Regions from separate parts of the Homo sapiens genome. Here region 2 is linked to region 1. A link is an interaction called in ENCODE POLR2A ChIA-PET data of the cell type or tissue named here. Cell type or tissue: Panc1. All regions are shown on one strand. Each heading gives the region's core, and the rest is flanking DNA. Links, peaks and the distances in the headings are about the cores only. Region 1 overlaps SHC3 (SHC adaptor protein 3). Region 2 has its middle 78 kb from the start of SPATA31E1.

Region 1 (4,393 bases), core at 128-4,127:
AGGCATTTGAACCAGATCAACTTCATCTTGAATAGGGGCTGGAAAAAATGAGGCTGAGACCTACTGGGCTGTATTCCCAGGAAGTTAAGGCATTCTAAGTCACAGGGTATGATAGGAGGTCAGCACAAAATACAGGTCATAAAGACCTTGCTGATAAAACAGCTTATAGCAGAGAAGCTGGCTAAAACCCACCAAAACAGAGATGGCGATGAGAGTGACTTCTGATCCTCCTCACTGCTACATTCCCACCAGCACCATGACAGTTTACAAATGCCAGGAAATGTCAGGAAGTTACCCTATATAAAAAGGGAAGGAATGCTCAGTTCCTGGAATTGTCCACCCCTTTCCCAGAAAGCTCATGAATAATCTATGCCTTGTTTAGCATATTATCAATAAATAACCATAGAAATGGGCAACCAGCAGCCGTTGGCGCTGCTCTGCCTACGGAGTAGCCATTCTTTTATTCTTTCACTTTCTTAATAAACTTACTTTCATTTTACTCTATGGATTTGCCTCGAATTCTTTCTTGTGCGAGATCCAAGAATACTCTCTTGGGGTCTGGATTGGGACCACTTTCAGGTAACAATATGGCTGGAGTGTATTAGACCATTCTGCACTGCTATAAAGAACTACCTGAGGCTGGGTGATTTATGAAGAAAGAAGGTTTAATTGACTCACAGTTTCACGGGTTGTACAGGAAGCATAGTTGGGGAGGCCTCAGGAAACTTATAATCATGGTAGAAGGGTACAGGGGAAGCAGGCACATCTTACATGCTTGGAGCAGGATGGAGAGAGAGTGAAGGGGGAGGTGGATATACCTTTAAACAACCAGATCTTGTGAGAACATACTCACTATCATGAGAACAGCAAAGGGAAAATCCACCTCCAGGATCCAATCACCTTGCACCCGGTCCCTCCCCCAAAATCGGGATTACAATTCAACATGAAATTTAGTGGGGGGACACAAAGCTAAACCATGTCATGGAGATACCATTGTTTTTCCACTTTAGTCCAGATTCTCAGGAGCATCTTTATACACATGGCTAAGGGCTCAGCAACAGTTCACACTTAGCTAAAAATGGCTTAAGTTTCAGTGTGTTTTATTTCTCAAACTCAAGATTACTTTGAGGATCTCAACACATTATGGTTTTTGGCACCTCCAGTTAACTGCAATAAGCCTTAGATACACAACTTCCAATTAGGACATCCAAAAAATCCCAAATCTTAAGAAATTGATGGTACAATTGTGGCAGACAGACTTTGTGAAAACTCAAGTTCATGATAAAAAAATTCCAATCAAGTTTCTGAAACTTTTTTATTGGGAAACAGGAATATTAGCAAACTGCACTATTATTAAAAATAATAACTCAAGGGCACAGAATAAAATTAGCTTTCTGAATGAGAAATATTAAAAGCAAAAACGTCTAGGGGTGGAGACAGAGTTCCTGTAACAGAAATGAGAATGTCAGTGATAGAATAAACTGAGCTAGCTTGCTAAAGAATTCAAAGAAATAATGAGAGTGTGTAGGCAAGAAATCAGAGTCATCAGAAGAGCTGCAACTTACAAAGACCCCAAAAGCAAACTCAATTCATCAGGAGCAAGAGGAAAATAAATGAAACACGTTGCTCCTTCAATCCATAAGAAAAGAACGATAACAGCCCATAGTACAAAGACAAAGCCATTATTTTGTAACAGAGTCTTCACAAAGACTTTCCTCTGCAACTATGAGTCTGTGCAGGCTGCAAACGCACTGAAAGGGCAGGAAGCCAAACCAGAGTTGGGAAAGATTAGTCATAGATGTCACCCTTTGTAGACTCTGATGCTTCTCGCCTTGCCCTGGGAAGCCGTGAGCTGCCAGCTACAGAGACTTGGGGGACAAAGAACATGCATCTGAGGGCAAGGGTGACAGCAGATCTGTCCTACTGGTGGAGAGAGCTCCCAATCCAGACCCTAAGAGAGGGTTCTTGAATCTGCACAAGAAAGAATTTGAGGCAAGTCCATAGAACTACGTGAAAGCAAATTTATTAAGAAAGTAAAGGAATAAGAGAATGGCTACTCCATAGGCAGACCAGGCCCAAGGGCTGCTGGTTGCCCATTTTTATAGCTATTTCTCAATTATATGCTAAATAAGGGGTGGTTTATTCATGCCTCCCCTTTTAAGACCATATAGGGTAACTTCCTGACATTGCCATGGCATTCGTGAACTGTCATGGAGCTGGTGGGAGTGTAATAGTGAGGACAACCAGAGGTCACTCTCATTGCCATCTTGGTTTTGGTGGGATTTAACCAGCTTCTTGACTGCAATCTGTTTTATCAGCAAGGTCTTTATGACCTGTGTCTTGTGCCAAACTCCTGTCTCATCCTGTGACTTAGAATGCCTAACCGTCTGGGAATCCAGCCTAGCAGGTTTCAGCCTCATTTTATCCAGCCCCTATTCAAGATGGAGTTGCTCTGGTTCAAATGTCTCTGACATTTCCCCTCTCCCTTTTCTAAGAGAACCCTTAATCCTAAGGGTTGCGGAGGGATAAAGATCCATCTTCTGTAACTTCTTCAGGATGATTAGAGGTGATGATATTCCTGCCTATTAGGGTCTCTTATATTAGGCATAGAAAGGAGCTCTGTCAGGAGGCATCAGTATAGTAAGGGTGATTCATGACTCTTGAGTTCTGAGAAAAGGTGGTATCTGGAAGATTAATAAGTATTCAATTTAAGAAAACATTGAGTAAGCTTATCCTGCATTCCTACACGAAGAGTACAACAGTAATACATTCCACAGCAGTAAAGCAAAATAAGTACAATTATTTCAAGTAAACTAAACTAGAAGTCTTTCCATGAATTGGGAAACTGTTGGAACCAGGCTGATATGGGATTGTTAGCTGATTCTAATGCACCCAGAATTAGAATATTGATTTTATCCAGATGTTTTTTACATTACCCATCCCTCTTATTTCTTCTGAGCAGCAGTCAGAGATTGCTGGTTGGTTCACAGGAATGAGCCAGATCAGCCTAAGTTGAAGAAAAAACTCAAAAACAACCAATGAGACTAGAATCTAATAACAAGTGTACCATAGTTCTTGAAACATAATCTTTCTCTATCCAGTTTACCATTGTTACTAAGGACAAATCATGGTAAGACTGTTTTGCTTTATTACACTTGGCCTGATTATTTGTATAAAGTGCAGTAAGAATAATTATTTTTCACATAAGCTGTTTTTAAATTGGCTTTTGTGAAACTCTGTTCCATAGAAGGAATCTCAGATAAGACTTTTATAAAGCTGAGCCCTGCCATAGGTTTGTACCCTCAAATACCTATGAGTTGTGTCAATTCCTTTCCTTTTGAAATCCCAAGATAACTTGGGGCTCCTGGGCCTAAGATAAGTGCCATTCTTTACTTATCACACAGGTCAGGAATTCTGTACAGAGACTGCTGTAGACTAGGCATGAGGCCAGTTTCTTCAAGGGGCTTTTATTAGCTTTACAAATCAAGTTTGATTCCTTAAAGGAAAGAACACCATTACAGTCAAAGCGTTGGTAAAATTACCAGTTTCTCCAATTCTGTCCTATTGCAAAAGGGCTGATAAAGGCTGACTCTTGAGCCTAGCTAGGGAGCATGGCTCTCCATATGTCCCTAGGCCTTATTTAGAATCTAATGCTCTAAAGTAGGTAAATTGAACAATTTTCAAAACTTAAAGAAACAGTTTATTACCTTAAAGCATTTAGCAAGCCTAATATCTGACCTGAGTAATTTAGACCAAATGTTTAAATTTTGAAGACATTTTAATTTTACCAATAATTTTTAAAACTGTCATTTCTTGAAGAGTACTAAAGTCACATGAACTAAAAGCCATTAGACTTTTTACTTTTCTGACAAAATGCTTGATTTAAGCAGTCATTGTTTTTAAACCAATGAAAGCTTCTTTTTTATATCACAAACACACAACACACATAAATACATGACAGAAGAAGACCCAGTAGTTGTAAGATTTTTCATTTACCAGTTTCTTAATTGGATTACTGGCTTCAGGGTGGAGCCCAGAGCCAGGAAAGCATGCATTTTCTAGGGCTAATAAGCAGGGACAGCTGGAAGGCAAACAGATTCCCCCCCCCAGATTAAGGGTCCTGCTTTTATACCAGATCTTGGATCCCAAAAAGAAGGAATCAGCCCCTCCCCATGGAAGTCTTATCTCTCAGTGGCGGTGGTGGTGGGTGGGGGGGCGCATCTCCATACTTCCTAGGTGGCCAAGAGCATGTGTTTCTTATCCAAGCATGCACAGCTGAGTATTTCCCAATAACTGCCATTAGCCATCTCCAAAAGTATATTTCCTACCTAGTTATTACACACCAAATTCTCTCATAATGCAAAACAATTTCTGATACCTGCAAAAGTCAAAA
Region 2 (4,393 bases), core at 246-4,245, 1.3 Mb before region 1:
CAGGGGCAGGACCTGCTTCTGAGGTCTCTCTCCTGTTCCAAGGGACTCTTGACTCTTGGAGTTGGAGTGCAGGTGGAGAACATCATGAAATCAGAGCCTGTGTCCCTCTAAGTGGAGCAGCTGCCGCCTCCCCGCTACCCAGCACCACGGAGGAAGGTGCATCCAGTGTGGAACAGGCTTCCCACAAGAAGCCAAATATCCACATTTTTAGGTGTGATCTCCTGATTTTTAAATGACAGTCAATGTCCCCCCTCCCCTCCTCATACTCAACAGAGCACTGCAGCTTGTAGGGGAGGCCCCCATCTGCTGTGTTCCTCTCGCCTGGGAAGACCCACCTCGAACTTCTGAGCCTTGGGTTACTTTCCTCTGAAATGGGCTCATGAGAGGACCGCACAGATCCTGGCAGTCAAATGACAGGCTCTGTGGACAGCGTCTGGAACCCGGGTGAGCACCAGCTACAGGACTCCCTAGGTCCTTCCCACTGGGCCTGGCTCCTATGGAGGGTCCCACATGTATTCTTGCCCAAGGCTCACTAAGTAATAGAGCCTGGACAGCCCCAGTCCAAGCACCGTCACATCTCCCCTGGTTGCCAAGATCATCTCCTATCAGGTCCCTCTGCTCCACCTCCTGACCCCGAGGCTCCAGTCTGAGCAGCTGGGGGAATTCCTAAACCTAAGGCAGATCTCGCACCAGCCAGCTTAACACACTTGGCCCAAACCCAGTCTCCTCACCCCCCAGGTAAGGTCTATAAAGCCGTGCCACCTCTCGGGTCACGTCGTCGGGGTCACGTCGTCGGGGTCACATCGCTCGCGCATCGTTCTCTGCCTGCACCTCCAGGCCCATCCTCTGGCCCTAGCCCAGTTACCCTCCTTCTTTGTTGTTTTATGCTTGAGCTCCTCCAACCCTTCACTACCTGGCCCCTTGCACTCCCTATTCCTCTGTCTTCCTCCAGCCCTTCCTCGGGCTGCTTCCTTCTTCTTGCCCTTCAGGTCTTGGTTTCAGTGTCACATCAGAGAGGTCCTCATCAGCCAGGTGAAAGTAGACTCCACCATCCTCTCATCTCACTTCATCCTGTTTCAATTCCCTGCATGGCACCTACCCCAGGAGGCAGCAACCCTTTCTGTAGAGGGCCAGATGGTCTCTGTGGCAACTCAACTCTGCCATGTATGAACACCAGCCGTAGACAAGAGCGTGTGGCCGTGTCTCAATAAAACTTTATTTACAGAAGCAGGTGGTGAGTTGTAGGCTGTTATTTATCACCCATTGATTCAACTTATGCTATCTGGCATTTTTCTGATCTGTTTCCTGGCTGGGTTCTGCCGATTTTGTTCACCGTGGTCTCTGCAGTGCCCAGAACAGCTCTTGGCATGCAGTAGACACTGGGAATATCTTTTCAGTGCATGAGTGAATCAGTGTTATTTGGTAACAGCATTGCTCTTTGAAGCCCTGGTGGATCTCCTAGTTTCTAGTTTCCTTTATTCCAGCACCAACTGTGGCAATTTATTTTCATTTTTCTCATCAGAAAAGAGGACTAAACATCTGCAAGCTAATGAGGAGACCATCCACGGTCTGGGAAGGCCAGATAAGAGCGCTGAGAGGCAATGTGGCCCCGCCCACGTGGCAGGGTGTAGTGAGAGCCCATGGATGGAGCAGCAACTCTTAATTATGCAAATGCAGCTTGCAGGTGGTGAATTTTTCATTCTGGGCAAACTCCCCCTTTTTTTTTTCACTTTTCAAAATATTCCTGGGCACCTTTCTTCACTATCTGATGAAGTAAAGGCACACTACTTTTAATATCAGCTCATGGAAAATCTGATTAGAAGGAGAATCAAACAGAATAAAAATATGCCAACTCCTGAAACTCTTATTTTAAAATCCGATAAGAATGGGACTTGCAGCGACTGTAGTAAAATGGATGCTGATATAAAATCAAGATGCATCCCCCATCACTACCTGTCATAGAAGGAGTCCCTCCTTTCTTTTAGAAGGAGAACTGGGTTTGGCTAAGCAACACCAGCATCCTCAGGCAGATATGGATAGCTGTGTTGATGGCCGATGTGACACCTCGGTTCTTGTCTTCTTGGTTTAAAAGAATTTAAACAAAAGGCACACAGCAAAGGAGATGAAGCATAGAGTGATTTTATTGCAAAGGAGAAAGAATATTTTGAAAGTTAGGTGCAGAAGAGACAGTACACCCTTAGAGAGAGGGAGTTCGGGGCGGCTGCTCCTTAGGGTGAGAGGGTGAGACAGCATTGATCGTTGTTGGAGAAACCCCCTTTATGGGAGTCTTACATGATTATTAATAGGGAGGTGGGAAGAGGTTTTGCTAATAAGCATGTTCTGGGTGGTCTTCTGGGTGCACATGTGTAGTAACTGTACATGCTGGTTCATATGTCCCATGTCTCATTAACATCTTAAATCTCTACCCAGTGGTGGTTTTTTTCTTTTTTCTTTTTTTTTTTTTTTGGAGATGGAGTCTTGCTCTGTCACCCAGGCTGGAGTGCAGTGGCACAATTCTGGCTCACTGCAACCTCTGCCTCTGGGGTTCAAGCAATTCCCCTGTCTCAACTTCCTGAGTAGCTGGGATTACAGGTGCACGCCACCACACCCGGCTAATTTTTTGTCGTTTTAGTAGAGACAGGGTTTCACCATGTTGCTCGAGCTGGTCTTGAACTTCTGAGCTCAGGCAATCCACTCGCCTTGGCCTCCCAAAGTGCCAGGATTTCAGGTGTAAGCCACCGCGCCTGGCCATGTTTTTTACAATTATGAGCAAAGGGTCATTTTGAGGAGAGGTAAAATCAAAATGTGCATGCTGTCTAGAAGGGAAACTCCCCACTGAAGATAGCGTTGCTTGTGTGAGCTCAATTACAATGCAAATGCTAAGACTTACTGTGTTGGCTGTACGGTCACTGGTAACTGTGGTTGCTGCATCCCAAAAACATGGCCATTTCCTTGACTACCTATCCTGCCTCAGCTGCACTGGGCTTTGTTTTATTGGTAGCAGTGAGCACAGAGGAGTAGAAGGTGCAACCTCCTTCTGCAATAAGGTGGTACCTACAGCCAGGGTGGAGGTGTGGGGGCTATTAGAGACCCCTAAAACAATGGTGAACTGGTCAGCTACCTCTGGTGGGCAGGCAGGCATCGATCTGTAGCATTTGCTGATTCTTGTGGTGTAAATGCTCCCACCCTGGCTGATTTCAAGTACCCCGTGTGATGTCACTGAGTTGGGAAGACATGCACGGCTCTCAGGGACATCACTGGAGGCTCCTGCACACCACTGCCCTAGTTCACTTCCTGTGAACTTTCAGAGTAGATCCCACACAGATCAGCCCCTGGCCCATGTTCTTTCTTTCCCCGGGAACTCCAACCTTGGCCTCAGTCACCTTCAATGCTGTCCTGCCCCACCCATTTGGGGAGCTCACTTGGGCCCCTGGAATGCCCTGTCTGCAAGGTCCTATTTCCCATGGGGCAGCCCCCTGCACTGTCTAATAATGAAAACAGCTAGTCCCTCTCCCCTGCCCATCCTCCATTGGTCCAGGGAAACAAGAAGACTTTGGTTTTCTTTCCAGATGCCCAGTCCCATTGATTCTCTAGCAAATGTAGTTTAAAAACACATTCCTAGGCAATGTCAACTGATGAGAGCCGGGAACACAGAAAGTATTTCTTTTGCTCATTTGGCCCATTTGGAAACCAAATAACATGGCCACCTCCTTCAGCTCTTCCGGATACAGACCTCTCCCCACCACTGTGTGAGATCTACTCTGATCCAGCTCCACAGTGGCTCTTGCAGAGTATGGCAGCAACCCAGGGGGCATCAGACAATGTGTGTAGGTATTGTTTTGGTTTTCACAATATGGGGCTATAGGGGATGCTAGCATGTTAGATGCTTGGCAGCCACAGACAAGAAATATCCTGTAAGGACAGGAGTTCCTACTCACCCAAATCCCCAAAGGCATCCAGTGAGAAACACCGAGAAATATCAAGAGAAAGGACATGGAAAGGAAGAAAATGGTCCTAAGATGCTCTGAAGGGTGAATGACCTCTTCTTCCCCTTCCCTCTCCCACATCACGTGCCCCATTGTCTCCTGCTCAAGGTGACCCGAGTCAGAACTGCAGGTCAGCCCCTTCCTGGCTTCCTCCGCAGGCACTGTCTGCTCCTGAACTCCCACCACAATCCTCAGCGATGCATTCTCCAAAGAAGCCGCTGTGACAGCTGTCATTTTCAAAAACCAAATTCCAGTACCGGGTGTGCCCAGGTGCCAAGCAGTTATTTGTGTGGGGATTTATGTTCACCCACAAGGAAGACAGACTGTGATTAGCAATGCTTGGCAAACAATTCATCCCATTATGGCTAATCCAGACGCTAAAGTCAAGAGCCCACTGAGGGATGACG

The links. ChIA-PET counts read pairs that join two places held together with the same protein. Peaks named below come from ENCODE experiments on the same cell type or tissue, not always from the same donor. Only the 100,000 strongest peaks of a DNase experiment are listed, where the experiment ranks them.
Region 2: POLR2A ChIA-PET joins it to region 1 with 7 read pairs; 2 of 35 experiments call an interaction of 5 or more read pairs at or near these places.

The regions. Positions count from the first base shown.
Region 1 is chr9:89,136,237-89,140,629 of GRCh38, forward strand. All of the region lies in intron 1 of SHC3 (SHC adaptor protein 3), which reads right to left. Among named protein-coding and RNA genes, the nearest start is that of SHC3, 40 kb to the right of the region's middle. In Panc1, for the core only: no CTCF peak of the experiment used is centred there; a DNase peak (open chromatin) is centred at 1,783; H3K4me3 peaks cover 309 bases.
Region 2 is chr9:87,802,581-87,806,973 of GRCh38, forward strand. It overlaps the pseudogene LOC100420576. Among named protein-coding and RNA genes, the nearest start is that of SPATA31E1, 78 kb to the right of the region's middle. In Panc1, for the core only: no CTCF peak of the experiment used is centred there; no DNase peak of the experiment used is centred there.